Regions from separate parts of the Homo sapiens genome. Here region 1 is linked to region 2. The links are chromatin loops, found by intact Hi-C in ENCODE. Cell type or tissue: Caco-2. All regions are shown on one strand. Links, peaks and the distances in the headings refer to the core of each region. The heading gives the core; the rest is flanking DNA.

Region 1 (15,609 bases), core at 4,711-12,710, 50 kb before region 2:
TTAAGAACATATTTTAAAACCATCGCAGTGTGGTTGGACAGGTGAACACGCAGATAAAATGGTTCCAGGATGATATAGATGCCAGGAAAGGAAGAGAAGGTTCTATGGAGAAGACCAACAGTGCTACTTAGACAGGATGACTTGTGAGGCTTCCTCAAGGACAAGACCCAGGGGACAATGGGAAGCCAGTGATGGGGATGGCGGGGATGAGCGTGCCAGGCAGATGGAGTGGCAAGCTTGGCGGCACAGGGAGGAGCAAGACCCTGCGGGGTTGTGAGAACACCTTTGCGGTCAGGGTGCCTGCAGCCCAGTGAGAAAGGTGCTGCTGTAACAGGGATGGAGAGGCCGCGTTTCAGCTCTTCCTGGTCTCACTCTTCCCTCCAGCTGTATGACCAAGCCCTCAAACATTCTGCCGTTCAGTGCAGTCCCGCCATTCATTTCACAGTGGTGTGTCTGGGAACAAGAAGAGGAGGGTGAGGCACCCAGAGAAACCTCAAAGCGCAAGGGAAAGACAGAGGCCCTGTGGCAGAGCTGGCGAGAGTAGGACAGAGATGCAGCCCGGACAAATTAGCCTTCCCAGCCAGGACCGCCCCTGCCACCTGGGGGACAGGAAGCTGAACTGCGAGCTGATCTCCTCCCCAGCCTCAAACATGGAACAGTCACCACTCAGCTGAGCCTCAGATAGGGGCCAGGAGGCTGTCAAGAGGAGGACTTAAAAGCAATGGCCTTGGGGGTCAGACTGAGGGCAACTCTTGCAACCCATGTGAGCAGGGCTGAGCCATGTGATCTCTAATCCTCAGTTTCCTCGCCTGTAAAATATCTAAGGCCGGGAAGGCACGGTGGCGCACACCTGTAATCCCAGCACTTTGGGAGGCCAAGGCAGGAGGATCACTGGAGCTCAGGAGTTCAAGACCAGCCTGGGAAACACAGCAAGCTCTCATCTCTACAAAAAAACAAAAAAGTAGGCAGGCATGGTGGCATGTACCTGTGGTCCTGGGAGGCTGAGGCAGGAGGATCACTTAATCCCAAGAGGGTCAAGGTTGCAGTGAGCTATCACGGCACCACTGCACTGCAGCCTGGGCAACATAGCCAGACCCTGTCTCAAAAAAAAAATCTCTATTGCTTACTCCTATGTCTGTACAATCCCTTACTTGGCTTATTTGTACTAGAGCCAGTTCCTCTGGCTCATAAGAGTTGACGGGTAGATATTCAGGAATCCTGTGAATGGTCGATAATCTTGAAATCCGCAGTGGTAAAAGCAATTCACATCATGGCAATCAGCAAACACTACAAATGAGGGATTAATTTTTCTGGACACTTGGTTTACCAGCTTACCACTGTGGATACTCCCATCTTAAGAATGGAAGGAGGAGGTGATATTTACAGCACCTGGCGCAGGGTAACTTCTCCCAAAATAACTGCTATTATTCTACACACACTCCCACCAATGCAAATACGATGATCCCAGAACACCTTTTGAGTCTAAAGATAATAAAGTTACAGGACCCTAGAGAACCCACACACCATCAGCCTCACAGACATCTGCAGACACCCACCTCCGTGGTGACTCTGCCCCGTCACTCCCACTGTCTTAATCGCTCAAGGATTCATGCCTAGGAGCACAAAGAGGAAAGTCAACTGGAGCTGGACCCCTGAAAATTAGGTGAAGCCTCTCCCCCTCCACTAAACCAGGCCCAGGGTCTCCTCCCTCACCATCCCCACACCCTCAACCCACCCAGTGACACCCTGAAACCTAATGCCAGGAAGCCATTCGCAGGAGGTGGGTGAATGCAGGGACACCTGCTGGAAACCTGATCTCATTCTAAGATTTGACATTGTGAGGCCTTTCTGTTGTTGTATTAATTAGGAATCATTTGCTAAGGAAAGCATTTTGTGGGAATTGGATTTCAAGTCAGAACCTGGGCTCGAGCCAGCCAGTGACTAGGCGTGTGGCCTCATGCAAGTCAAAATGGTGTTCTCTTCTCCGTAATAGGGAATGATTGCTTTGGCAACAAATGAGATCAGCACACTGTGAGGGAGTGCTCACTCCGGGCTGGAACCATCATGCTGTGAGGGAGTACTCTCTCCAGGCTGGAATCTGTGAGGGAGAGCTCACTCCGGGCTGGAATCATCACACTGTGAGGGAGTGCTCACTCCGGGCTGGAATCTGTGAGGGAGTGCTCACTTGGGCTGGAACCATCATGCTGTGAGGGAGTGCTCACTCCAGGCTGGAATCATCACACTGTGAGGGAGTGCTCACTCCAGGCTGGAATCATCACGCTGTGAGGGAGAGCTCACTCCGGGCTGGAATCATCACACTGTGAGAGAGTGCTCACTCTGGGCTGGAATCATCACACTGTGAGGGAGAGCACACTCCAGGCTGGAATCATCACACTGTGAGGGAGTGCTCACTCCGGGCTGGAATCAGTGAAGGAGTGCTCACTTAGGCTGGAAACATCATAGCTGTGAGGGAGTGCTCACTCCAGGCTGGAATCATCACACTGTGAGGGAGTGCTCACTCCAGGCTGGAATCATCACACTGTGAGAGACAGCTCACCAAGGCTGGTACCATCACACTGTGAGGGAGTGCTCACTCCAAGCTGGATTCTGTGAGGGAGTGCTCACTCCAGGCTGGAATCATCACGCTGTGAGGGAGTGCTCACTCCGGGCTGGAATCATCACACTGTGAGAGAGTGCTCACTCTGGGCTGGACTCATCACACTATGAGGGAGTGCTCACTCCAGGCTCGAATCTTTGAGGGAGTGCTCACTTGGGCTGGAACCATCATGCTGTGAGGGAGTGCTCACTCTGGGCTGGAATCTGTGAGGGAGTGCTCACTCCAGGCTGGAATCATCACGCTGTGAGGGAGTGCTCACTCCGGGCTGGAATCATCACACTGTGAGAGAGTGCTCACTCTGGGCTGGAATCATCACACTGTGAGGGAGTGCTCACTCCGGGCTGGAATCTGTGAGGGAGTGCTCACTTGGGCTGGAACCATCATGCTGTGAGGGAGTGCTCACTCCGGGCTTGAATCTGTGAGGGAGTGCTCACTCCAGGCTGGAATCATCACGCTGTGAGGGAGTGCTCACTCCAGGCTGGAATCATCACGCTGTGAGGGAGTGCTCACTCTGGGCTGGAATCATCACACTGTGAGGGAGTGCTCACTCCAGGCTGGACACTCCACTCGGTGCTTCACAGGGTTCACAGTTGCAAAGCAGGAATGCAGTGTGAATGCTGGGGCCAGGGTGGAGACCAGCATAGCGGGGAGATGTCAGTGCTGCCTAAGGGTTGGACCCCTCACCCAGACTGCGCCTCTGTTTCCACGCACGTCCCCTGCCTTCTCCCAGGCCCCCACGCCAGCCCTGCTCCCACCACCCATTCTCTGACCGTGGGGTCTGTGGCCCACACTGTCTTCAATGGGTGGTTCCTGCTCTCCAGGTTTATCATAAAGGAATATCCAGGCATTTGTTTCTGACATGGAATGAATGGTCATCTGTGGTATTATTTCTTTTATTTGCATCAGTTTTCCTACTTTTGTTGGTTTTTAATGAAGGTCCAGCACAGGTCCTAAAGGAGCCACAGACACTGAATCAAGGGCTAGGAGCTTGGCGGGCAGGGAAATCCCACACAACCCTTGTGCCAGCCTCCAAGTGGATGCCACCAGCCCTGCTTTACAAACGAGGGTGCTGTGTCAGCGTCCATCCATCCACAGAACCTGGAAGAGCTTTCATCCAAAAGCATCTAGAGGAAGCTAACCCATTTGGTGTTGATTTTTCTTCTCAAGCTCTGAGCATTTCGAGCCACCGAATAAAGACTTCACAAAGTGCCTGCATTCCGCATTTAGCACTCACACAGCATGGGGCTCTCCAGAAGTCAGTGGCTCCACCAAAGGCCAAGGTGCAGTGTGAGATGTGCTTGGGGAAAGGGGCAGCCTCCACTCTGCTTGGCACAGCTCCTGCTGCCTGTACCGCACCCTCGTATCCATCCTTCTCACCCGGAGGCTGGCCCATGGTAGCACCCACCTCACCCCTTCATGGCTTCTCATGATAGGGTCAGGAGCTCAAGGCAACTCAGCCATGCTCCCTTGCTGGCTAAACACAGAGAGAGGACACCTTTTCTGTTCCCTCAATTACAAATACTTAAATCATGGATAATCCAGGCTCCTCTCTTCCTTCAGTTGCCCCTCATGGCAAAGCACACACAGATTTGTTTCCCTCAACTAGTCTGCCTATTTTCAAGACTAGCTGTTCTCTCCTGCCTTTCTTTTTGGGTTTTAGTTTTGTTTTGGTTTTGACTTTGAATTCCAGATGAAACACTCTCAGGTAACATTTGAAGATTTGCAGGACTTAGGATAACAAAGAAAGTCTCAGGAAAGAGCCTTCTATCCCAGGGGCATAGCTTTTTCTTGCCTTCTTTGAAAGCTTTTGCATGTGTGTTTGTGTAGTTGTTTTTTTCTTTTTTTTTCTTTTTTCATTTTGCCACTGAACATAGATGTCCCAGAAATAGACAACCAGAAGCTATAAAAGTCAGCCAAGTTCCTTTTGATTCTATTTCTTCTTTATTGTAATTTCTGTTCCTTCCACGGTGCTAGAAAATTCTGTTTATCTTGACTCTGCATCCACTAAGACACTTGCAAACTTCTTTTCTAAGATTTAGAACTGGGTCTCGCTCGGGTCCTTAAGGAATTAAGACTTCTTTCTCAGGCCAGCTTCCAGAGCCTGTGTTTTATCATTGAACACATCCTGGAGTTGTCTAGAGTTTGTCATTTTGCTACCTATTGAGAAGCTCCACCCTTCAGGGACTTCCAGAAGCCCAGCAATACCTCTCCGGCTTTCTGTCCAGCTGCACTGCGGCTTAGCCTTGCTTACTCCTCAGCTCTGAGACGGTGCCTCAAGTCCTAGGAACAGCCCCCAAAAGGGAAACTAGCCACTCCTAATCTTAAAGGAAGAAATCCAGGCCTTTCTTCCACCATCACAAATATCTTAGGCAGGAAATGTACCGAAAGTGAGGACTAAAGCAAACCCAGCCAGGACACCTCACCCAACAGCAACATATTACCTCTCCTTTGTGCTGCAGTTCCTGTTTGCAAAAACCTTTCACGCTCATTAGCGTTGGAATCTCACGTGACCCTTCTTACAGGTAAGTCCATTGAGGCTCATGATGGCATTCAGTCCATTGTCCCGGATCAGCTAGAGCCACAGGAAATAAAGACACAGTACGTTTCTTCTTTCATTTTAAACCTTCACTTATTTCTGTAACCAAGTGACATTTGTGGGGTGTCTACTAAGTGTCAAACCCTAGAAAGACACATCAGTTCATACCACAGGCTTCAAGCTATCATATCCAACTCTGTGTTCTGCTAACAAACTATGGAGCTAGAAAAACCCTGATAAAAGCCCTTTCTCCTTATTCAGAAATCTCATGGTTTCTTAGAAAGTCGGTTGCATTTTGCTCAAGCAAGCGGCACTTGAGATTCACAGTACTTTGTCTCCTTGAGGTCTCAGAAGCCCTCCTTTCTGGGGAAGCCTCATTGTTCTAAAGATACCAGGGATGCAGCTTCCCCTAAAGATGGGCCTTCCTTCCCCTAAAGATGTCCTTCCTCTAGTAATGTGTGTTTCATTTGCCAAACCTGGAGAATGAGCTGGCAGGTGGCATCCAGGTTTAATTATTAGCTGGTTGCAGTATCTTATGTGTGGCCCAGGCCCCAGATGTCTTCAAAAATTCAAGAAAACTATCTGCAGGCATGTTGTCTTTGATTTCAGACCCCACAAGGAAGGCACCCCGTGCTCTAAAGAGTCAGGCAGCACATGCTCAAGGGCCCAGCCTTGTTCTCAATGTAATAGACCTAGCCAAGGAAAATGAGAGCATCCCATGGGAATGAAAGGCATAGTGTCCGATGTCTCAGAGACCAAGGAGTGTAGGGACTGGGACCTGCCCCCTGCCTTGAAAATCGGGAGGGTCCTGGTGATTCTTTTGAGTGTAGTCTCTTACTCAGCAAAGGCTCGCCTATAAAACATAACATTAGTGACAGCGTTCCCTCGATCTGCAGGTAACAGGCACTAACAAATATGAAAAGAAAAAGAGAACAGAGAGCCATCCAAATGCATGCTTTTTTAACCTTTTCGATTCCAAGTGGATGTTGACCTGCTATCTCCAGACTGCCCTTTGCACAGTAGGAGCAGAACCAGGCTAAGAGCGTCGTGTTCCTTGGTGGTTGCCAGGCAGCCTGCTGTCCGGCTCTCTAGATTCAGCTCTCCGTTTCTATTTTGTTTCTAAGGCTGGGATACGTTCTTGATGTGCGAACAGAACACTCTGCTGCCCTTTGCAATTTACGCCTGGTTGAAGTTTCTCACATCATAGCCTATCTTCATCAGAGATCTGTGTTTCCCAGGAAGAAACGCAGACATGCCTTCAAATGTGCTGATCCCAGGGCACTAGGGGACGTTCAGGATCACAGCTGGCCCCCAAGTCAGGAAATACCATCTGGGCCCTGTCCACTCACTCGGGTTGTTTGACAGGTTCAATCCGTGCTTCTGGTCACTCTAGGCATCCAGAAACCCCTGCAGATTTGCAGAGACCAGAGCTGCCTTTCTCAGCCCAGCTGCACACGCTGCAGGCATTTGCCACCCTGTGCACATGTCTGCAAGCACCTTTCCATGCGGCCGTCTCGCCCACCCTCAGCACTCAGTCCCCAGCTCCGAGGCCTTCCCTGTGTTCCCTGCCCAGCCCACCTTGCCCTCTTCACTTCTTACTCTTGGCAGCCCTTGTCTTTTCTCTCACTTTGGCTACTTAATATATAACACCTTGGACACCTGTGTGTGGATTTTTCTGGCTTTTCTAACTCCAGTATGAATCCCTTCCAGGGCAGGGGCAGAGCCTACAGTTTACAGAACCCCTTGGTTTCCCACAGCACACAGCATCCTACAGTCACAGGTCTTCCTTCTGTGTCATCCACACCAGCCTGGCTCTGGGACCCAAGAAGTGAAATTTGGGAATGAGGCTCCTCAGGGTTGCAGGAAGAACTAGGGGCTGCCTTGGGTCATGAGATTTGTTTGAATGTGTCTGGGGCCGCCTAGCCAGGATTCCTGGGAACTGAAGCCTCATTTGTCCCCAGGATTTATGAGCACGGTCACATTATGGTGACCCTGTGGCAGCGTGTCTGCCATGTGTGGGACCCAGCACCTCCCTCTCTATTCCTCTTTCTGCCTGCATTGTTTCTCCTCTCTTTCCCTCTCCTTAAAAGCTTCTGCTTAATGCCTTCCCTCTGTATTCCTCTCGGCTTTTGCTGCTGTTGGCTTCTCTATTTAGCTCATATTCAGACTTCCTGGGAGAGAAGGTTTGACTGGGTGATCCAGCCGCCATGTGTATAGAAATCTACTGGGCAGAGCTTCATGTCAGACCACCTCCTAGGATGCTGGTCAGCCTGTTGCAGCTACCTTTTTGGTCAGGTGTCCACCTCTGGTCCAACCAGCTGTGATCAGTGTAGCAGGGCCACTGGGGCTGAATCAAGGCAACTGATCCTGGAAAACCCCTCCAAAGCATGGCTGGCCCTGGTGCCCAAGGTCTCATGAGGACACAGAGCAGCCCGCCTTGACCTACAGTGCTTCTCCACCTCCCACTGGGTGAACGACAGATCCAAGATTCCTGAAGGCTCTTCTTTAGGTGACATAGCTATCAGTAGTCATCAAAGGCTGACTCAAATCTGCACAGTAACAAGATTCTGTACATTGTAGATAGCTTTCCATCACTGCCCATTCTTTAACTGTTCCTAATGCACTCTTCCAACTTAGCGTTTCATTAATCCAGTGGAAATGTCTTCCTTCTCTTTCATTCATTCATTCAAACAATCACTTATCAAGAATGCATTGAGGAATTATCATATGTCAGGCATCGTACTAGGGCCTGAGGACACACAGATCAAGAAAGCACAGCTTCTATCTTCAAAGACCCCGAGATAGGGTGAAGGAGCTTACACTACATTGGTTTGTGATGAGTTCATCATTCTCCCTTCTGGTAAGAGTGTGGGAATGTTGTGAAAGCTGGCACAATCATACATAGAAACTAAGTACAAAGTGCCCGGATCACTTTTGGTCAGGACCCTCCTGTGATACCATAAACATCACATTTAGAGGGGGAACTCACCCTCAGAGTTGGAGCATCCCGGGACAACTGAGTTTCTTACAGCCTCGCAGTCTGCTCATACTTCTCATGCCTCAGCAAGTACATTCCTCTAAACACAGGAATGTTGAACCTTGCACTTCATTCCCAGGGTGCTCTTACGTATGAGTGTGAAAATAGGCACATAATACTGATAACAATAAGCGTCCCACCTCCCGTTTGCTCTCCCTGGTCCCAGTGTTAGCACACAGAGGGATGGGAATGAGCCCATGCTCCTTAGCAGGTCAGCAGGTAACACTCTCCATGTTTTGCTACTAAAATGCTCAGCAGTCCAGGGCAGTGCATGCTACAGCCACATCGTGAATTATTTTAGGCATAAAATATTCCAGTGAGAGATTGGAAAATTAGCAGATTCTCATGAGATTAGGGGCAAAGGCTACTGCATTTCTCTCTCTGTGTGTGTGGCCCTCTCTTGCTTTCTCTTGGCCCTGCTTAAGCAAAAAAATAAAAATCAGTCCATTCCTTCAGCACCCTCAAAAATATTCCCTACTTCATTGTTTAGTGGTTTATTCAAAAAGACATCATGGAACTCAAATACATTTGAGATTCTCTCATTTCAGAGGCCTTGTAGTTTGTGTAGTAAATTTTGTTTACCTTAACATATAACAAAGGTTTTTTGAGTGTGTAACCAGATAGCAATTTCAGGTAGGCTCCCATTCTTACCAAGTTTTAGCTTCTAATAATAATATTGCATTTTTTATTATTATACTTTAAGTTGTGGGATACCTGCGCAGAACATGCAGGTTTGTTACATAGGTATACATGTGCCATGGTGGTTTGCTGCACCCATCAACCCGTCATCTACATTAGGTATTTCTCCTAATGCTCTCCCTCCCCTAGCCCCCCACCCTAGACAGGCCCTGGAGTGTGATGTTCCCCTCCCTGTGTCCCCATGTGTTCTCATTGTTCAACTCCCACTTATGAGAGAGAACATGTGGTGTTTGGTTTTCTGTTCCTGTGTTAGTTTGCTGAGGATGGTGGTTTCCAACTTCATCCATGTCCCTGCAAAGGACATGAACTTATCCTTTTTATGGCTGCATAGTATTCCATGGTGTATATCTGCCACATTTTCTTTATCCGGTCTATCATTGATGGGCGTTTAGGTTGGTTCCAAGTCTTTGCTGTTGTGAATAGTGCTGCAATAAATATGTGTGTGCATGTGTCTTTATAGTAGAATGATTTATAATCCTTTGGGTATATACCCAGTAATGGGATTGCTGGGTCAAATGGTATTTCTAGTTCTAGATCTTTGAGGAATCGCCACACTGTCTTCCACAATGGCTGAACTAATTTACACTGCCACCAACAGTGTAAAAGCGTTCCTGTTTCTCCACATCCTCTCCAGCATCCGTTGTTTCCTGACTTTTTAATGATTGCCATTCTAACTGGTGTAAGATGATATCTCATTGTGGTTTTGATTTGCATTTCTCTAATGACCAGTGATGATGAGCTTTTTTTCATATGTTTGTTGGCTGCATAAATGTCTTCTTTTGATGTGGCTTTATGCTCTGCTACCAAAAAAGCAGCAAGCATTTTTTTTTAAATGCCTTTAATCCAAATGTTTTATCCTGCAGATAAAGGTTCAGGTCTGTGACTTTTTAGCCCAGCTCTGACCTCTCATTAGATGTTTTGCAGATAGTTGGTTTGCACTGGCTTGGAGCTTTCTTGGCGACGGTGCAAGGCAGGCTGCATAGGTATGATTACTGCCCTTTGACGAATGTCTTGAACCCTGGCACTTTGGCTCCAAAAGCAACACCTTGTCCTTCTTTCCATTCAGCCTCAATAGATTATGTCCCTGTGTTAAGTTAGAGGACTTTCCTGAGACCGTTTTTCAACCTCCAATATCTTTTAGATTCAATCCTTAAGCTAATAGGGTAGAAGTTCCTTTGGATCATGACCCCAAACATAACTTTCCTAGCTCCTTGCTAAAATTTTTAACCACAAATGGATAATGTGCCTCAACATGAAGCCCCCTTTACACTGCAGTCTAAATCCTCTTGGAAAGGGTCTGGGACAGCCACAACATAGGCACTTTGTCTCCATGGCAGAGAATGACAGCCGGGCTCCAGGTATGGGTGCAATACAAGTTGCATCTCACACCATCTAGTGACAAATCCAGTCCAGGTGGATTCATTGAGCAGTCCCTATGGGGCTCCCTGCATGGTGCCCCATTCTGTCCACGAGCGGAGGGTGTGTCTTCAGGCTGTGCTGGTGCTTGCCTGGCCTTGCCCACGCGTACTTTATTCTCTACTCACCTATGTCCCAAGCACAGTTGCTTCAGGCTGTGCTACGGGCAAACACCCGGCTTCCTCGAAGTGATGCCAGTGCTACTTCCTTCTGCCCCCTCTGAGCAAAGATGCCCTCGAGACCAGCTAGAAGGAAGTTTGCATACCTGTGGCTGTTACCCCACCTGTCACCTGAAAATGACCCCATGCCCCAGCTCAGAAGTTAGAAATTGACCTATACTGCCTAAAATTAGTGTCTCCCATCAAAAAGTGTGCATGCATAGGTGTGTTTATTATATATAAATATGCACATTGTACACAGATACATACACACATGCATACACATATACATCTAGATGAAATGTGAGCGTTAAATATCTACTGCCTACTCCAGGTTGATAGCTCTATACCTATTAAGACAGCACAGTGCAAAGACCACTCTGGAATGCCTCATATGTAGGTCTCTCCCACGGTTTTGTTCCTGGACTCTTCCCTTGTCATTGCAGCTTCCTGGGCTCCCGAGTTTTGCGGGGATAAAACCTCCGTAGGGCAACTCAGACCCCACTAGGTTTGTCCTTTGTGCTACAAAGCCAAGTATGAATTTGCATAAAGTGAACAAAAAGTAAATTGCAAGCTCCTGGAGCAGCTGTCAAACCTCCACAAAGCCTGTTGGGAATTTAGAGCCAAGGGGAGAAGCGGAAGACCCAGGCAGTTACTGGAAGAACCTGTGGCTTTGAAGCGTTCCACTAAGACTGGGGCTTTTGCTTATGAAGTCTTCCACTTCCTATCACCAGAATCCTTCATATTGCCACATTCCCACTACCACAAAACCAAGCTCTGAGTCAATGGAAAACACTGTTAAGACTTCTAGAGATGGATTCCTAACATCCATTTCTGAACTCTTCTCTCCTCCCATCCACGAACCATGGATCCCAGTCCTCACCCACCCACTCCTACCCTGTTCCAAACACAACTGAAAACTCATCTCTTTTATGAGCTTGCTCTGACAAGTGCAGTTCTGCGGCAATTAACATATTCTTTTAGAAAAATCTTGATGAGCAGAGCAGCTGTGAATCTGCTCACCACCCTCAGGTGCAAGATACATCACAACCCTTAATTTTCCTAGATCCAATTAAACTGGCTCTGAGCACCTGCTGTCCAGGGTTGGAAGTGTTCACGTATCCACCATTATTGAGGGACACCACCCGTACCTGGGGTTGTATAAATGGCCCTAGAAACTTACACTGTCCATAAAACGTGTGGAGGGGTTTCTGGTCTTGCTTCTGACTAAGTCTGCACAACACATTACAAGTCACAAGCCTGTGGGTACATTTCCTCTATATCCAGGAAAGCCATGAGACCATCACTGGGTCTCCAAGGTCTCAGCCCTGTGACTCAGTCTCCAGGCACCCCCATATTACCCTGTGTTAGTTTCCTTATGCAGCTGGAACAAACTACGATAAACTTGGAGGCTTAAACAACACAAATGTATCTGGCAAGTCTGCGGGTTAGAAGTCTAACTCAGGTCTCACTGGGTTAAAATTGTTTTCAGCAGGACTGCATTACTGCTGCACCTTCCAGGGGAGAATCTGTTTCCTTGCCTTTCCATCTTCCAGAGGCCGCCCACAATCCTTGTCTCATGGCCCCCTCCTCCCCCCTCAAAGCCAGCACCATGGGCTGAGTCCTTCTCACATTGCCATCTCTCTCGTTCTCCCTCTCCTGCCTCCCTCTCCCACTTAAAAGGACTCTTGTGATGACACTGGGCTTCCCGGATAATCCAGGATAATCTCCCCAGTTGAAGGTCAGCTGATTAGCAACCTTAACTCCAACTGCAACCTCGATTTTTCTTTGTATAGTGGAACATATTCACAGATTCTGTATATCAGAAAACCCAGCTCACTTCTGCAGGTCTTAGGGGCCCCTCCCTTTCCCTAGTAAGGCCTTTGCCAGCTTTTCCTAATAAAAATCCCAAAGCTTCATCCCTTTGGAGCAATCCAGTGCTTTGCCTACCACAGCCAAGGCTTTGGGAAACCAAAGACCTTTAAAGAACCTCCTCTAAGGCAAGGCATAAATCCCTTCTGGCAAGACACAAATCCCCTTCTGGCCCTCTCCAAAGGGGGCAAAGAAAACAACTGCCCCTTTTGGGGTGGGAAAAAACAGATCATTTCTCAGTCATCCTTCCTACACTTGTGTCTTTGTGTCTGCTGAACCCTGGCAGGGCGTCTTTTCCTCTGCCTCCATTCCCCTTCCTCTCTTCATGCATGTGTGGGCCTGGGACCACATCCTGTACTTCTGGAAGCTTCCAGCAGGGCTCACACAGTGCTCTGCACACACATTCAAGTGTTCCACTGATCTTGCACCTTATGAACAAGGCTCCAAAAGTCAGCAAAAATATCAGCGAATATAAGGCTTTGCCATCAATTCTAGTAGCTGGAGCACTTAAAACTTTTGCTTGGGATTTATTTGGATGGAATGCTAGAGCTCAAAAGAAAAAATCCACTGAGCAGTCAGAGTGGATAAAGGACAATTTACAGAGTATGTAGAAGTTATAGACTCCCATTCCAAATGGTCAGTCTTAAAGGATCTGAAATTACCTATTCATTTATTCAAGAAAAATTTCTTTAGCTCTTGTTATGTGCCAGGCACTGTCTCAGTGCTGGGTTTAAGGTCGCAGGAGACGTCATGTTGTCTTTTTCTTTTCCACTGTTTAATCAGAGGGGAATTACTCAGAGTCAAGTGAGTATCATGGAGAATACCAGCTTTAGAGGTCAAACACCCTAGGCAAGTTATGGAACTTTCCAGAAACTCCTCTCCCCTATCTTAACAATGGTGATAAAAACGACATTTGTTCACAGCCTTTTGGAGAAGACTGAATTGTATACAGAGCACACTCAGTAAACACCCTCACCTCCCTTCCCCTCTGCCTCAGAGATAGGCCCAAAGCAACCCCAGATCACCAGACAGCTGGAAGAATGAAGGAAGTGGGCTCTCTTGCAACCTCATGATTTGTTACTCTGTTCCCCAGATCTGGATTATCCCTGGGCCTTTGATTTGCTACCTAAGGACTGCCACTCCTGCTTTCCTTAACCCGCTCCCACCTCACCCAAGACAGTTAGTCCACCATCTCCCCATTCCCATCTGCTATGGACTGAGTTATGTTCCCCATAAATTCATATGTTGACATCCTAATCCACCATGTGATGGCATTTGGGAGTTGGGGACTTTGAGAGGTAATTGGATCCTAAGGGTAGGGCCCTCAGGATGGAGTCAGCACCCTTATAAGAGAGATCACAGATAGAGTTTGCTGTCTGCCATGTGGGCGTGAATAGGTGGCCTCCTGCAAGCCAGGAAGAGAGCCCTCATTAGGAACAGAACCGGCCGGCACCTTGAGCTTGGGTTTCCCAGCCTTCAGAACTGTGAGAAACAAAAGTTTGTTATTTAAGCCACCAGTTGGTGGTACTTTGTCACGGCTGCCCCAGCGAACACACCGTGATCCTGGAATTGCCTCCGCTGCCCTAGTGGGACGTGTGTGCTCCTGTGTTTTCTTCAAGGCTGTGAGACTTGAGGGCAGGGGCTGCATCTTTATTCACCCCTGTACCCAGCTCTTAGCACAGGATCTGGCACATAGCAGGTGTTCAGTGTGTATAAATTGAATTGAACGGGAATCTGCCTACTCCTGTTTTGTTTACCTTTGCTGCCGTAACAAATTACTGAAAATTGATTGGACTAATATCACAAATGCATTGACTTAAGATCCTAGAGGTCAGAAGTCCAACAGGAGTCTCACTGGGCTAAAGCCAAGGTGTCATCAGGGCTGTGTTCCTTTCTGGAAGCTCTGGGGGAATCCACTTCCTTTCCTTTCCCAGATTCTACAGGCCACCTGCACTCCTTGGCTCATGGTCCCCTTCCCACATCTTCAAAACCAGCAACCATGGCCAGGCATGATGTCTCACCTCTGTAATCCCAGCATTTGGGGAGGCCAAGGGAGGAGGATTCACTTGCACTGAGGAGTCTGAGACCAGCCTGGGCAACAGAGTAATACCTCATCTCTGCAATAAATATAGAAATAAATAAATAAATAATACATAACAAAACTAGCTGACTATGGTGGTGCACACCTGTGGTCCCAGCTACTCAGAAGGCTGAGGCAGGAGTATCACTTGAGCCTGGGAGGTCAAGGGGCTGCCGTGAGCCCTAATTGCACCACCAAACTCTAGCCTGGGCCACAGCAAGACCCTGTCTGTCAAAAAAAAAAAAAAAAAAAAAAAAAAAAAAAAAAAAAACCAGCAACGTTGGGCTAAGTCCTTCTTATGCTACTATCTCCCTGGTTCCCTCTCTTCTGCTGTCTCCCTCTTCCACTTTTCAGGACCTAGGATAATCTTCCAGCTGACTGACAACCTCCATTCCATCTGGAAGTATAATTTCTCCTTGACATGTAACATGCATATCCACAGTTCCCGGGATCAGGATGTGGGCCTCGTTGGGGCCATTATTCTGCCTACTATATGCCATATAAAGAGGTTTGAAAATAACCTCCATCCTAATTTGTGATTCCTGCAACTCAGTGAAATCCTTACACACCCCCCACTGTTGCCTTCCCTATGACACATACTCCAAATAAGCCTGGTCTCTAGACTTGAATATCTCAGGAACATCTGAAAAACATTGCATAGGAGATAAATTACCAGGCCTGCCAAGCTTCAGTTATTGCTCTCTGATCCTTAGTTCAGCAACTACTTAATCTCCACTTCTCTTACTTGAATTATTACCATCAGTGAAAGATGGTGTTTGGGGACAGGCTGTGGAATAAGGATTCTGCCAGTTTTGTTGCCCTTTTCTCCTCCTCCCAAGAGGACATGGCTTGGTGGGTTGGAAATCCCAGAGGAGACCCGTTCCTAACCTGAGCTTTTCTCTGTCTGGACCTCTCATTCTTTCTGTTTCCAGGGCATTCCAAATCATGTGCATTCCTTCCCAGTCACCTCTCAGCTTATCTCATCTGGAAAAATAGACACCTATACTATCCATTTTTTTTATTTTATTATTATTATACTTTAAGTTTTAGGGTACATGTGCACAATGTGCAGGTTTGTTACATATGTATACATGTGCCATGTTGGTGTGCTGCACCCATTAACTCGTCATTTAGCATTAGGTATATCTCCTAATGCTATCCCTCCCCCCTCCCCCCACCCCACAACAGTCCCCG
Region 2 (15,609 bases), core at 4,526-12,525:
ACCATTAGTTCTTCCTTTCCTTTAAGGTTCTTCTGTTTCCAAATGTTATCAATTCATTTTTAAATTACGTAGACATTGACATGAATTTTAAACAACCATGTATCAGAATGAGATGTACCACAAAACAATTCTGAAATCAAAATTAAATAAGCATTGTCTACAAAAATACCCCTGGAAGAACATGATGTTCTGTCAGGTCTGATTTCCAGGCACATTTTTCTTTACTGTAATCAAAAATGCCAATCTACCCTAGCAGGGGAGAATATGAGATTGCAGCCTTTGAAAAGATAAGACTGCTGAGGGTAAGCATCACCATGCTCTTAAACTGTTTCTAGTAATGATATTTCATAGCTGCTACATTTTTCAAATCTTATTTTTCTCCTTTTGATAATTTACTGCTGATCCCTCCATTGCCAAGCCATTATCTCCAATTTTACCATTTTTTATCTTAAGAGTTATAACCCCAACCACCCAGCCTGGGAAAAGAGTTAATTGGTGAGCTCTGAAATGCTAAGAACTTGGGTAAAACTCTTCATAGAGGCATCTTCCTGGAGGAATCTCTATAAGGAGTGATTTTTTTCAATTTAAAGACATATGGAATATGTTTTTCCTAGGTCAAAATCTGCCACCCGTAAATCAAGAAATCCAGCTCTCCTTTCTTTTTGAGCATTAAGTGTAGCTCATTTATTCAGGGCTTCCTTCCAATATGTCTATCTCATTATAATATATCCCAGTAGTATCATTGGCTGGCTGGGTAAAAACTGGTGACAACTGCTCCCCAAATATGGTAAACTCTCTATAATCCTCCACAGCTTGGGGACACTGTGTTCTGGTTCATCAGATGTCTTAACAATTGGATTTTGGATGCTATGGTGCACACATAGAGTCTTAACTTTTCTACCACTCCTTCCAAAAGGCAGGCTACTGTAAGAAACCTAGCATTATAACTCCACTAAACATTTCCCATACTTTAGAAGACAAGGAGTCAAGGTCACCATATATTACTGTGATTGAAAAAGGCAAAAATTGTTCATTGTTCACCAATACCAGAAAATCCATTGTTCTTCCTTCTCCAAATGGGCCATAAGAAGCCACTAAATTAGATGCTCAATAGAAGTGAGTGATGATCTCTCAGTATATACAATGTGGAATTCAAAGCCATTGGACAAAATTGGACTAGCATCTAAATTTAGCTCAGACCCAAACTCTAAAGTCAATACTCATCTTCCAAAGGAACAGCATCATCCAAATTAGGAGATGAACGTCAAATCGTGTGAAGTCTCTAATTAGCATATCCTTAAACAAATAGAGTTTTATTATTTCCTAGGGCATTCAGTAATACAAGTGCGGACAGCAGGTTGCCAGCAAAGCAGTTTTACTCAACAATTTCTAATGACCGGAAGAGGATCACTGGGGAAAGCTATGTAAATTATTCACACACACACATGCACAGATACTAAACAGCTAAGCAGCCTGAGGTGCTGCTGCTTCAGTCAATCATGCCCTTGCTCCACAGTGGCACACCCACCCACTTATAACCTTGTTTGTTATATTAATTACTTAGTAAGCTTCTTTTTCCAAATTAACTTCTCTGGCTATAGCTCAGTTCATCTGTGCCCCTTTGTGTCATTTACAGCATCAGGCCATCCTGGGTTCAAGCCACAGTTGTTCCCTTCCCTGCCTTACGTAACCTCTGTCTGTCTCCATTTCTTCAACTCTAAAATGGGAACAATAATGGTACCTACTCACGGGTAACCTTTCAACCCTCTGAATTCCATTAGAGCAGATCATCTCTTCCTCTATAGACCACACAGGCAAAAAACAAGAAAGAGTAAAGCTTTGCGGGGACAGGAGGCCGGGCAGTCGGGAGACCCAGTCCCAGCGAGCATCTTCATTGTCCCCAGGGACCTTGCAGTTAGTGCTGTGATAGAATGACAAATGACTCCCCTCTAAAACCACTCTGAATAGTCAAAACAGCGAGTGTTAACCTGTGAGCACCAGGCCACACAGTGCACAAGCACAATGCAAGGGTAAAAGCCAGCCTGGCCTCTGCCCGGGTACTGCCATGAATGACAAATCGATGGGATCTGAATTAATGAGAATCACTGGACTCAGTCAGAAGGGACTTTGCATTCCTATAGATAGTAACGTCTCATCATTCCAATTTCTACCGAAAGTGGACATGAATGTAGATTACTCCCAGGTCTTCTGAGGCAACTGCTCAGTGAGAACAAGACTAATCGTTTACATTTGAAAACAATATGATTTCTATATTCCCATTTCCTCTCCTAGATTTTTCATAAGAATTCTGAGGTATCAGCTGATGTTCCAATTTAGAAAATGCATTTCTGTGCTGTTAACCAAATAATATTTACTTTCATGGTTAGTTCTTATAGATACATCTGCTTTAAAGTACAGCTATACTTCAACGAAGTGGACAGTAAATGTGAATTTCTATGTAGCCAATTTCATTATTCTCTGTTTACATAGAAAGAATGATAGATACTATATCAGTCTGCTTTGGCTAAGTTATGCTGCTGTAACAGACAACCCCAAAGGCTGAAAACAGTGGTTTATTTCTCATTCGCACTACATGGCAGCCGCAGCTGTTTACAGCCTGTTTTCTCCAAGATGCAGACTGAAGGAGCAGCCCCTACATAGGACACACCGTTCTTAAGTCAGGGAAAAACAAGAGACAGGGCCAAACACTCGCTTCTGCTCACAATTTGTTAGTCATAGCAAGTCATATGGCAGTGCCTAATGTCAATAAAATGGGGAAATATAATTTTTTCACAGGAGCTTCGAGTAAATCATTGAGAGCAACAATTTCAGTTTACCACAGATCGCCTCATGGTTTTGAAAACCAGTAAGCTGAGCTGAAAAATTTTTTGTGAGTTAGGTTTTGAAATGTGTGGTGTCATTAGCGTGTTCACCAAAAATTCCCAGCTTTCATCCTTTCAGACACGTATTAGATTGCATTTCCCTATTCTTGTTGAACAGGGCTATGCGAACAGTAGTCCCATCAATAGAAACATTAAGAGGTGAGTATCCCTCTGGTGGAAACTTTACAAGCCAAAGTGTGTTCCCTTCCCACTTCTTAAGGCTCTCGTGGAAGCACATGTCACAGAGAAGCTTCTGTCCTCCTGACCCTTGACTGGCTTTGAAGAGTAGACCTCAAGCCAAGTCCCATGTGATATACAGGATGACTGAGGAAATAACCTTATGTTGGGTTAAGCTACTGAAATTTGGGTTGCTTGTCACCAAGGTAAAATCTAGCCTATCTTGCCTGATATAAAATGTCACATTAACATTTTGACAAGTTGGCCATTGTATACTGCCAAGCATACTAGACTTGCCAGGAAATGAATCTGCAGCTGGCTACTTTGCAGAACTTCTCCTCTAGCTTTTAAATTCTTTCTTCACTGGTGAAGACTGAGATCAGACAGACTGAATTCAAACTCTGTCTCCACTCTTGACTATCCCTGTGATTGAGTATATCACATTCCTTACCTTCACAAAATCTTTTTTTCCCCATTCTGAAAAATGGGAATGATACTTGTACCTACAAAAAGATTCCACGAGATAATCATGCACATCCTTCACTGTGGAGCCTGGTGCGTAGTAGGTGCTCAATCAATTAAGAGAGTGACACTATGATTCTGTGAATCATACTGTTCTCATAGCTGTCATTTATTTCATGCCTAATGGATGCCAATTACCTTATTAGATGTTTTGCATGGATTATTTTAAATCTTCAAAGCAATTCTGAAATGTGGGTACCATTCCCATTTAACAAATGAGGAAGTTGGCTCTTGCAAGGGGGTTGGGAAGACAGTAACTTGGCCAAGGTCACCCAGCTGGTGAAGTGATGAAGCCAGGATGCAGTCTCAGGGCTGCCCCTTCCCCAGTCTATCTGCTCCAGTGCCCCTCTAGAGGAGCCTACACAAATCCTATGGCATGTTTGAGGAGCTCCAAGATAGTGGTTATTGATTCGAGTTCATTAATGCACCGACAACTATGGCTCAATGATATATAATTTCTTGATTACAGGCCATGGCTTCTCCACTGGGCTCCCCTTTCCTGACTGCAGGAGGCAGGCAGGAATGATCCAGTCTTGCATAACAGTTGGCATTGAGTCCCTTGAAAGGGCAGTCTAGAGGCTCCCACCCTCCAGTTCTACCCAATTCAGTGTTATCAGGTGACTGTGCCAGTTGAAGCTCTGGGTTAACCCCATCCAAAATGCCCTGGTGCCGTGCCAAGTATAACCCAAAGTGCAACCAAGTGTAACCCAAAGTGCGGCCAGCTGACAAACCCTTAAGGGAGGAAAAAAAAAAGTTTAACATTGAAAGGGAAAAATCAATTTTGACTCTGAATTCCCTGCCAGAAAGCACTATAATAAAAAGATATAGGCTTTGATCAGCCTAATTAAGCTCGGCTGGGGTTTCCATTCCACTGTAAAACACTCAACAAGACCCTTTTTGGAGATGATGATGATGATGATGATGATGACGACGACTCATACTGAGGCCATCCTAGGAAGATTTTAATTATTCATCTGCTAAGTAAATACATTTCCTTTTACATTTCCTCAAGCATGTTTTATATAGTGTAAATATTAATAGAAATCTGTGAAAGCGGACGGATAATGGAGGGCTTGATGAGTAATGGGATTAGAGGAGAATGTACAATAGGGGATAGCTGAGATGGCTAGACTGTAGAGACTGAGTCTAAAATAGACTAAGGCTCCATTCGCATTGGCCCAAAATTAAGTATGTTTAATACAACTTGGAAAGCTAAAGTAGTGATAAAAAGCAGGGCTTTGTTTGCTTAACATACTCAGTAATATGTACTTTATGTTTCCTCAAACAAAGTTGGAAAAGGTGTACAACCTCAGGGGAACAAATATGCTGCTGGTTCGTGATCCCCCTAGATGATGTTAAGGATTCGTGAGGTCCGACACGGATGGGTCAAGAGAGATTTTCAAGCACTTTCCTGGTCCCTCCAGCAGAATTTCTTTTTGTTCCCCCAAAGGGACCTCAGCATGTTCAGCATGGCCTGCAGACCCTGTGTTACCCCATACCCCCAAGGCTAGGGGAAGAGAGAGATCATATCTGTTAAGCCAACAACAGATGGGTCATGACTACAAATGAAAGGGAAGGCAGCTTGAGGGGCCACCCACAAACCAGGCCCAGCAGGGCAAGGCGGGGCTGGGTTCCAATACAGCTGCATGGAGTCACATCCTGGGTTTGGTGGATGAATTAGCAAAAGCCTCACCTGTGGCTGGATTTCTCATCCCCGACATTGAAGAGGCTCAGTGTGGGTACTTTGAGTTCCCTGTGCCAGCCAGGCAAGGTGTCCTCCACTACCACATTGAAAGGTAGAATGGCACAGTGGCGTTTCTGTCCTTGAGTGCAGTCTGACACATACTTGACCAGGTACAAGGAGCATCTCATGAACAGTGAGCACCCATGACCCAGGAAGGTGGTGGCCCAGTGGAGAGGGGGCACGGAGGGTGTTAGATGTTTTGTGCACTTGCCTTCAGGGGGTACCTGTCATATGTCTCACCCCAGGGTCTCTTCTTATAATGAAACGAAATCCACAGATGTAATATGAATTTAATATAAATGTTTAGTCTTTTTATCTTCCAACCCACCAAACTCTTGATTTCTACTTTCTTCCCTCTCTTCAGTCTTTCAACACCATCTCCCCCTTAGATAGCAACCTGGTCTCATGCTTAGTTGAGAAAATAGAAGCAATCAGACCGAACACTGGCATCTTCTCACGACCATTTCCACCACATACCTGGGCCTCTCCCTCTTTCCCATTTCTGCCACACACCTGGGCCTCTCCCTCTTTCTTCCCCCCTGTTGCTGTGGAGCCCTGTTCCATCAAGGGCCATCTCCAACTCCCATTCCCTCAGCCTACTCAAAGACTTTTGGACTACAACCATCCTCTTTCTTTCCTCCATCACCAATTTTTCCTAATAGTTCTATTTCCATCAACATCAAAACATTCCCTAATATCCACCACCTCAAAGAACAAACAAAGAAAAACAAAACTATACTTCTTTTGGTGCCATGTCCCTTTCTAGTAGTTTCCCATTTCTCAGCTCTCTTTCTCTCAGGACTTCTAGAAAGAATCACCTGTCCTCTCCTTCGCCACTTTCTTACTTCCCATCTCAAATGGGCTTCCCTTCCCACCACACCACCAAAACTCACCAACAACGTCCATCCCGCCAGATCCAAAGACCACTCCACTGTTCCTGGGTTCCCTGGCCTCTCCACATCATTAGCGCACTTGACCGCAGCCTCCCTCTCCAGCACTTTCTTCCTTGGCACTCATGACTCCCCTACTGCTTTCCCTCCTACCTCAATAAGAGTGCCTTTCCATTCTCTTCTGCAAGCTATTCTCCTCTTCCCAAAATGCCTCAGAGCCTATTCCAACCAGAGTCCTGTCCCCTACTTTCCTTCTCAGCGACTTCAGCCCTTGTCTTTAATTACCATCTTTTTCTATGTGACACTAAATTTCTATCTTCAGTACTAACCTCTCCCCTGAGCTCTGCACTCAAAGATTTAAATGCATACGTGGCCTAACAAGCTTGTACAACCAGTATGGCCAAAGCAGAAGCTAGAGATTTCCCAAGTCCTCTAGAGGCTGTTCGGCTCTTCATCTTCCCCAGGGCCATAAATGTTATCCTGAGCCATACTGTGACTCAAGTCAAAAACTACAGCGTCATCGGAGATTCATCTCAGTCCCTTACCATGGAAATCCTATGGGTATTACTTCCAAAATATGTCTGTCTCTATGGCCACCATCCCAGATTAAGTTGTCATAATGTGGAGGCCGTGACGTTCAACTGGTCTATCTGCTAATGACCACGCTACCAAAGTTCACTTGGCACAGAACAGTCAGAGCTTTTTTTTTTTTTTTTTTTTGTGAGACAAAATCTCACTCTGTCATCCAGGCTAGAGTGCAGTGGTACGATCTCAGCTGACTGCAACCTCCGCCTCCTGGGTTCAAGCGATTCTCCTGCCTCAGCCTCCCAAGTAGCTGGGATTACAGGCGCCCACCACCACGCCCAGCTAATTTTTGTATTTTTAGTAGAGACGGGGTTTCACCACATTGGCCAGGCTGGTCTCGAACTCCTGACCTCAAGTGATCCACCCACCTCAGCCTCCCAAAGTGCTGGGATCACAGGCATGAGCCACCGTGCCCGGCCCAGAGCACTCTTAGTAAGACATAAATCAGAGCAAATCACCTCACTTGCTTAAAACCCTCCAGTGGATTTTCACTGCACTTGGAAAAATCTTTGGCCTATAAGATCCCCCTGGCCTGGCTCCTGCCTGCTTGTCTGCTCTCACCTCCAACCTCTTCCCAACTGACATGTTGCAGCCACATGGGTTTCCAATCCTGAGCACAGAGATCTTGCTCAGGAGGTCTTCTCTGATCACCCAAAAGAAACTAGCTCCCTGACCACTGTGCGTCATACAATGCTGTGTGGCACTCATGGCCAGCTGACATTATGTCATTAATTTAATTATTACCAATTAGAATGTAAGCTCTGTGAGAGCAAGGCCTTGTCTTGCTCATTGCTATCCTCTCAGTACCCAGAGCAGTTCCTGGACCACAGCGGGCCCTGGATACATAGGTACAGAGAGAATGAAAGGAGGAATAAATGAGTGAAATCTCCTATGTGGTCACAAACCAGACTGCTCTCTTAAGCACATAGAAAAGAAGTCTTGAGTCACTTAAAATTGCCACACACACACACACAAAAAGTTAACCTGGTCTTGGTCAAACCTGAAGCCTCTACCTTCTGGCAATGGGAATAACTCCAGGCAACCAGTTCCAACCGCCTCCTCCCTGTCTCCTTCAAGGTTCCCTTCCTCCACCTGCAATTCAAAACCTCGGTGGTTCCCCAGGGCTCTGTCCTGCACCCTCAATGCTTCCCTTCTGCACATTTTCCCAGGCAATCTCTTCCTGCCTCTGGGCACCACCTCCGTCAGTATAGAGGTAGTTCCCACAGGCACAGCCCCATGCCTCTCTCCTAAGCTACAGACCCAGGCAGCTGTGTCCTCCTGGGCATCTCCATTGGGGTGGCTCTCAAGTCCCTAAAATATAATGTGTCCTAAAGTCAGATTTGCTTCCTGTCATGCATTTCATATCTTGATGAAAGGAACTTTGTCTCCCAGGTGCCCAGGTCGGAAATGACCTGGCCGTCATCTTGTGCTCTTCCCTCCCACGTGCTCCACAGCCCAGCTATTCCCATGGGGCTGCTGCCAGACCATAGGCTCTCTTATGCAAATGAGCAAAAGGCATCCCTCCTCAAGACACTCTACTGCCATCTGCTGGGAAGTCTGTGGAATAGGTCTATATAGCTGTACCCCTAAGATGTGGTGAGTTGTGCAGTGTACATCCTGCACAACCATATGAGGCGGCCCTGGCTAAGCTTGTCCATTCCATCTTGTACCTGTCTCTAGTACCCAAACATCCTTTCCTCTCAGGGGCTTGGCCGCTGCCCTGGTTCATGCCACCAAGCCCTCCTGCTGGACCATTACCATGCTCCATACTGATCTCCCTAAATGTAGTCTCTCGTTTTTGCAATTCCCTTCCTCATCATTGTCAGAATAAACTTTGTAACATAAAAATCTCATCCCCTCAACTCCCCGGTTCAGAGATTCTCAATAGCTTCTGAGGAGCTAGAGAATAGAGACCAACCACCTTTGCCTGTCACAGACATGGCACCTCTCCAGGTGTCCTGTCCTTTGCCCCACTACCTCCATAGGCTGCAGACGTTCCTGAATATGCCATGGATTATTTCAACCCTGGCCTGCACATGTGCTGTGACATCGTCTCTGCCTAGGATACCCTTTTCCATTACCTTTCCAATAACTCCTGCCCACAAATCTCCCTGCAAATGCCACCCCTATGGAACCTTTCTCAAAAGTCCTCCCTCTGCTTCTGCTGAGTTTCTGCAAATCTCCATGATGTTTCATGGGTGACTGACCACATGTGGGTGTCCTCAACAGACTACACTTTTGAGGATAAAGATTATGCCTTTTTTTTTTCTGTTCCCAGAAAGTAACACAATCTGGCACATGGTCAGTGCTCAATAAAAAGGATGAAAAAAATAAATGATTTTTCTAAAAATAAGGTGTGGCCTTTCTAAATATGTCTCAGACCCTCAAGAGTTTCCTTTCCACCGGACGCTATGTAATCTGGGCTCTACCAGTTGTGGGCAACATCTGGCTTCCCTATGAAGGCTGTCATGTCATTTAATGTAAAAATTAAAGACACATTTTACTAAGAGTCTATTCTATAGGTTCCCCTCCCACCCAGTATTCACCACACATCTTATAAACTCCATCTGACATAAATACAGAGAGTTTAAAGCGGACATCCAAAAAGCAAACTTGTCCCCAGATTTCAGTCTCAAAATCACACAAGAGACTCAAGAGACTCTGCCAACTAGGAATATCCCTGTGCCCCTTTTTAAAGTGGGTCTAGTCCAACAGAGACTCTCCAAGGCCAGGAGATTGGACTCCAAGAGCAGCCATGCCCCAAGGCTTTCATGCTACCTAATTACATGCTCAGGGACTCCCTTTGATGTTATCCGATTTCCCTGGCAAATCTCCTCCCCTCTGCCAGAGGAACAAGCTGGCTCTCAGAAGAGCAAAACATGGGAAGGGTGATCGCTTTCCAGAAGTTTCTAATTAATATGAATATGAGGTATCCATATCAATAAAAAATGCTCTATCCCTAAGTATCCCTTCCCCCTGCAGTAATAGAGGAGGAGTGGGAAGGATGAGCCTCCAAAACTATGCAAAAGGCCTTTTGAAAGGTAAAAACTCAACAGGCAAGGGGGCCGAAGCTGAGGTGTACTCAATCTGCAGGCAAAGACCTTCCAGAACCTTCCATGTGCCTGGCATTGTACAAAGATAAAAAGGACAAAGTCCTGCCCTTACGGAACTGGTATTTTAGAGCAAGGATTAAGCAAAGAATTTCCTGTAAAAGGCCAGATTGTAAATATTTCAGGGTTTGTGGATAGTCTCCGTCACAACAGCTCAACTCTGCCATAAATTGTGTTTATGGACACATATCATTTTCACATGTCATAAAGTATTATTCTTCACTTTGGATTTTTTTTTAACCATTTTAAAATGGCAAAATTAGCCAGGTGCCGTGGCTTACACCTGAAATCCCAGTACTTTGGGAGGCCAAGGCAGGAGGATGGCTTGAGCCCAGGAGTTCAAGACCAGCCTGGCCAAGATGGTGAAACCCCATCTCTACTAAAAATACAAAAAAATTAGCCAAGCGTGGTGGCACACACATATAATCCCAGCTACTCAGGAGGCTGAGGCATGAGAATCATTTGAACCCTGAAGGTAAAGATTACAGTAAGCCAAGATCGTGCCACTGCACTCCATCCTGGGTGACAGAGCAAGACTCTGTCTCAAAAAAAAAAAAAAAATTACCTGGGCATGGTGGCGCTCGTTTGTGGTCTCAGCTACTAGAGAGGCTGGGGCAGGAGGATCAGCTGAGTCCAGGAGGTCGAAAGGCTGCAGTGAGCTATGATGGTGCCACTGCACTCTAGCCTGGGCAACAGAGCGAGATCCTGTCTCAAACAACAACAACAAAAGTCAAAACTATTTTTAATTCTTTCCTCACATAAAAACAAATTACAATACAATATGGAATGGAATCATATACATAAGAAAACATTTTCGATGAGGAGGGGAACAGCAGGAAGACCATGAGCCCCCCTCCCGCACTCCCAGCCAGAACCGCTCTTCGAGTGGGCACCGCATCATCACTGCCAGGATGCAGCAAGGGCAGCCCCCGCCTGGAGAAGCAGGGCAGCCAGCATCCATTTCTCCTGGACAGGCAGAAGTGGCCACAGTCCATGAGGAGATGAGATCATTTGCATGTGTATTTGCATTTGCATTCTCCCTGGATGAGAAAATAAGGGGGAGATGAGGTTTCCTGACCTTTGGGAGGAAGATAAAATTGAACTTCTGTTCAAAAGCAGAGATCCCGCAGTAAACAGTACTATTATTAACATTCTGTTTTCAAAGAAAATGATAAAAGAGCATGAGTGTCTTTGTTTAACGAGTGTTTGCACCAATGCCCCCATTTCCTTTTGGGCTTGCTCTGTCTTTCTTTGGGTGAAAAGTACTCCCACTACTTAAAGTGTCCCAACTCCTCACACCGACATTTATTCTTATCATAAATGCATTTGAACGTTAAAGGTCCCAAACTCCACCCACTCCAAAAGAGACTCTCTTTGTGCAAACTCCTCTCTCTCCCACCCCTATTTGCCTAGGAGACTGAGTGTAACTTAGAATAATGTACCATCAACAAATATAAATCACACATCCACACCACACAACCTTATCCTCTCTCAGGCGATTGTGGAACACTGTCTATGCAGAAAGGCACCATTAACAAACTCTTTGAAAATGCATCCAATCACACAGATCAACTATTGCCAACATGGCCCCCAAGGAATATTGTTTGAACTTTCTCATCACCAAACCAACCAAATGTGGTTGGTGGGAAGCCCTCACAAAGACCCTAAGATGTGGTTTGGCTTAATTCCTATCCAGCTGATAGGCAGGACCTTGGATCAGAATAATTGCAACAAACGCTTGAGTACCAGTAGCACATATGAAATTTCTCAACTCAAAGTCGTTTTCTTCTAGAATGGATTTTCCCTGGAAAACACACATTGGGAATACTCAGGTTCTTCCCGGCTTGCTTTGTTCTCTGTCTTTCCCACCCCACTTTCTATGGCTCCTTTCCCCCAGCCAATCGAAATTCTTCACACCCTGTAAGGTCCAAGCAAGCTCTGCCTCTTCCATGAGGCCTCACAGGGTTCAGCCAATCCTGTGCTCCCTCCTCAAACCAGTTTAGCTCTCCCCAGCAAGGGGAGCACCCCATTGGCCCCTGTTCTGTTTCCTACTTCCCCCATGTCAATGACATTTCTCCAGGCAGAATTAAGCCACACGGTGGTCAAACAATCGTCTTATGGTCTTCTCGCTCCCTCCTCCCCTTGGCACCATGCTGAGCACATGAAGACCACAGCACCTGTTGGTGACAATTTAGGGAGCCTGTCAAGATACCTCTTGGCCTGACTGTGGATCCAAACCACAGGAGAGTTCATTGAGGACAATTTGATGAGTGAATCTGGCTACAAAAGCTCAACACAGCTAACTCATTTCAGATCATGAAATTGATCCTGTTCGCCATGCTACCTCAGGAGCTAGGGGCAGAAGGAATGATCTTCCACATTTTACCACATCTATCATTCTCTCTAGATATAGACACACATGTAGATGTATGTGTGAATGCATGTATACATGTGAGTTTTTTTAATCATTTGAAAGTAAACTGTAGGCATGATGCAGTTATGTAAAAGTGAAGACAGTCTTACAAAACCACAGTGTGATTTTCAAAATCAGAAAATGCATATTGACATAATGCTACTATATCTAATCTGATATAGTAGCATCTGCAGACTTGATTCAGATTTTGCCAATTTTTCCAACCATTTCTTCTTATATTCTAGGAAATCCCAGGTCGTACTTTGTTGTCATGTCTCTCAATCTCATATTATCTAGTGGAATTCTTCTGTCTTTCCTTATCTTTCATGACATTAATTTTTTGAAGACTATAGAGCAGTTATTTTGTAGCATGTGCCTCAACTTAAGGTTTTTAATGTTCTTTTCATGATTAGATTTAGGTTATGTCTGTGGGGCAAGAATACAAAGTGGTGCTGTGTCCCTCCCAGTGCATTATATCAGGAGGCACATAAGGTCAGCTTTTCCTAATTTGAATGATGTTAACTTCTATCTCTGGCTCAGGTGGTGTCTGCCAGGTTTCTTAACTTTAAAATTACTAGTTTTCACCTTGTAAGAAGTATCTCAGAGCAGTTACTTTGAGGCCATGTAAATATCTTATTCCTCCTCAAACTTTGCTTTTAGCATTCATCGATAATTCTAACCTGAATCGGTTATTTCTACGATGGTTACCTCTGAATGCATGGTTCTTTCTACATTGATGTGTTCTCTTTCAGCTATAAGGAAGAGCTTTTCCCCTCCCTTAGTTATCTATTGATCTATCTATATCAGTATGGATTCATGGATTCCTCTTGTATTCAATGAGTTATAATCTGCTACTGATATTATTTGTGATGCTCACATTATCCCAGATCTGGCCAGTGGGATCCCTTTCTAGTGGCTCTTTGCCCTTTGAACATAATCATTTTGTGTGTTCTTCCTTTTTTCTGGCACAAAAAGATGTTACAGGCTCACCTTGGACTTTTTCAGCTCCAGCTCTGGAGTCAGACATTTCTCCAAAGATTCCTTGTTCCTTTTACTAGGGAATGGTCTTTAGAAGCCAAGACATAGGCACTTGGTGTACCGAGAAGATATTCATACCAGGTCCCTCCATTTACAAAAGAGGTCGGTTCTAGCCCAGCTTAACTGGCTGCTAAGTACACGTATCTGAACTAAACTCATAGCTCAAAAACACTGCCTTCCAGAAACTGTCAGGGAGAAATCCCAAGCTCCTCACTCCAATACTTACCAGCATGTTGATCTGGAGTGAAAACATGTAGGGAGGTCTGCATAAAGTCACAGCTCCTGCATTCTTCCAGAAGTCTCAGACCCAGCTCTTAACACCTGCAGGAGGATCAAAGAGCCACCCTACACTTAGAAGCCCACTACTTTTATTGAGCTGCATAATGTAAAAACCAGCCCTGTGAAACTGACCCTGTGTCTGCTAGAAGGTGGTGTTAACTTCCCCACCAGCTGCCTTGTTGCAAACTCTCTGGGGAAATTTCTTCATGTCACAGCACTAAGAATAGTTGGACTTTTGCTTAGCCATTGATTTCCTTTTATGGGATGGACACTGTTAAGTTCTGTAACAAGCCAGGTCTCCCTTGTGGTTGCAACAATGCCTGGAATCAAATTTATTGGGCATGCAGCAAGATTGTGCATCATTATGGTGTGCATGCTCACTTCATTCCTGGTGCTTTTTAGGTCCCTACCCTAGGGGCTACTCTCTCCATAGCACCACCCCTGAAATTGGCTGTGTTATATGCTGTGTATATTAGTCAGCTCAGGCTGCCATAACAAAATATCATAGGCTAGGCAGCTTAAACAACAGATATTTATTTACTAACAGTCTGGAGGCTGGAAGTCCCAGATAGAGGTAGCTTGGGTTCCTGGTGAGGGCCTTCTTCCTAGCATGAAGGCCTTCCCACTCTATCTTCACGGGGCCTTTCCTCTGTGCAGGCACAGAGAGAAGGAGCCCTCTTTTGTGTCTCTTCTGGAACTACTGGATCAGGTTCCCCACCTGATACAATACAATGAGTAGACAGTGGGACGTTTCACCTTTGGGACCTCCTCTAAGTACAGTCACATTGGGAGTTAGGGCTTCAGCATAGGAACTTGGGGGGTGCACAATTCAGTCCATGACATTACGCAAAGTACTTCTATTCTTCTTGGACCAAATCAGAGCAATAATAAAGGGACACAATGTTTTCATCATCACTAAAAGTCTGTAGCCTCCACATAAGTTCCCCGACACACCGCTGACACCTGGAATAGAGAACCTGACTTTTTGCAGACTAAAATGTTGTAAGGGCCACACATGTAGCTTGATCAATGGTGCTTTATCTAAAGTTATGTAAGGCAAAATCCCTATATGTAAAATGTGGCTTCTTATTCCACAGTCAGGCAGTATTGAAAGATACCAAAAATGCTAACAGTACTCTTTCTCCAAAGCTGGCCATGCCCCTTCTCTATTTGAACGTGTGAGCTTGTCCTCGCTAAAAGAACCATCAAGGTGGAGGAGGTCAAGGGTCTGAGTGAAGGTGATGGGAGGCTGTCCTGGTGAGAAGCACTAAGATAAACACACAGCCGGCCATCCATGGGTCCAATCGTCACCTCCACAGCAGCAGAAAGTGCCTTCAGGAAAACTCAGGGCCCACAGGTATCTGAGGCTGCAGTGTGGGGAACACCACCTCTGTCCCAGGAGGGGCCTTTCTCCCTCCAGAACCTTCTCAGCACTTTCTTACTTCCCACGCCCCTCTGGCAGGAAGGCACCATTTGCCCGGTGGCTGGCACAACACAAAACTGTTAGACAAAAAGGCTAGGGGATTAAATGTCAATGTTTAGATAATCAATGTAAAGAAGTTTTATTATATTTGTTCCAATGTTTGTTTTTTTTAAAAAAAAAATGGTAAATAATTGAATGAAGATAGTGGGCACATGGAAGAAATGAAAAGCGTGAAAAGTATTTCTGCAGGAATGAGTTCAGGTTGAGGGAAGAAAGTGGGTACCGCTGGAGGGAGGGCATGAGGAAGCCAGACTACCAAAAGGTAACAGTTCTATGAAAAACTTCTTTATAATGATTATCAAAGTGTTACCATTTAATCTATTAGACCATTTGTCTGTGGGCCTGGGGAGCTCTGTTCTAGCTCATCCAATAGTGTTTCTGCTTTTATCCCAAAATCACGTATCAATTTTTTAAATTTTCACTATGTTGTATCCCCCCACCCCTCCCACCTCTCTTCCTGCCCACTCTCGTCTGAGAGGATCTAGG

What was found. Peaks named below come from ENCODE experiments on the same cell type or tissue, not always from the same donor. Only the 100,000 strongest peaks of a DNase experiment are listed, where the experiment ranks them.
Region 1: it touches region 2 in a loop (3-fold over the local background); 4 of 110 quality-filtered maps call a loop at or near these places.

The regions. Positions count from the first base shown.
Region 1 is chr21:37,744,150-37,759,758 of GRCh38, reverse strand. The region is part of intron 2 of KCNJ6 (potassium inwardly rectifying channel subfamily J member 6); the gene reads left to right. LOC101928368 (a long non-coding RNA gene) reads right to left here and starts at 8,222. Exons shown (of 4, transcript XR_244309.5): 1 at 8,143-8,222; 2 at 5,059-5,189; 3 at 1,557-1,613; 4 at 1-453. RefSeq lists an enhancer at 3,558-4,405. In Caco-2, for the core only: no CTCF peak of the experiment used is centred there; DNase peaks (open chromatin) are centred at 7,938 and 8,298.
Region 2 is chr21:37,693,561-37,709,169 of GRCh38, reverse strand. The region is part of intron 3 of KCNJ6 (potassium inwardly rectifying channel subfamily J member 6); the gene reads left to right. It overlaps KCNJ6-AS1 (KCNJ6 antisense RNA 1), which reads right to left. Exons shown (of 8, transcript NR_183540.1): 2 at 10,476-10,615. Among named protein-coding and RNA genes, the nearest start is that of KCNJ6-AS1, 180 kb to the right of the region's middle. In Caco-2, for the core only: a CTCF peak has its summit at 8,334 (motif pointing left); a DNase peak (open chromatin) is centred at 8,279.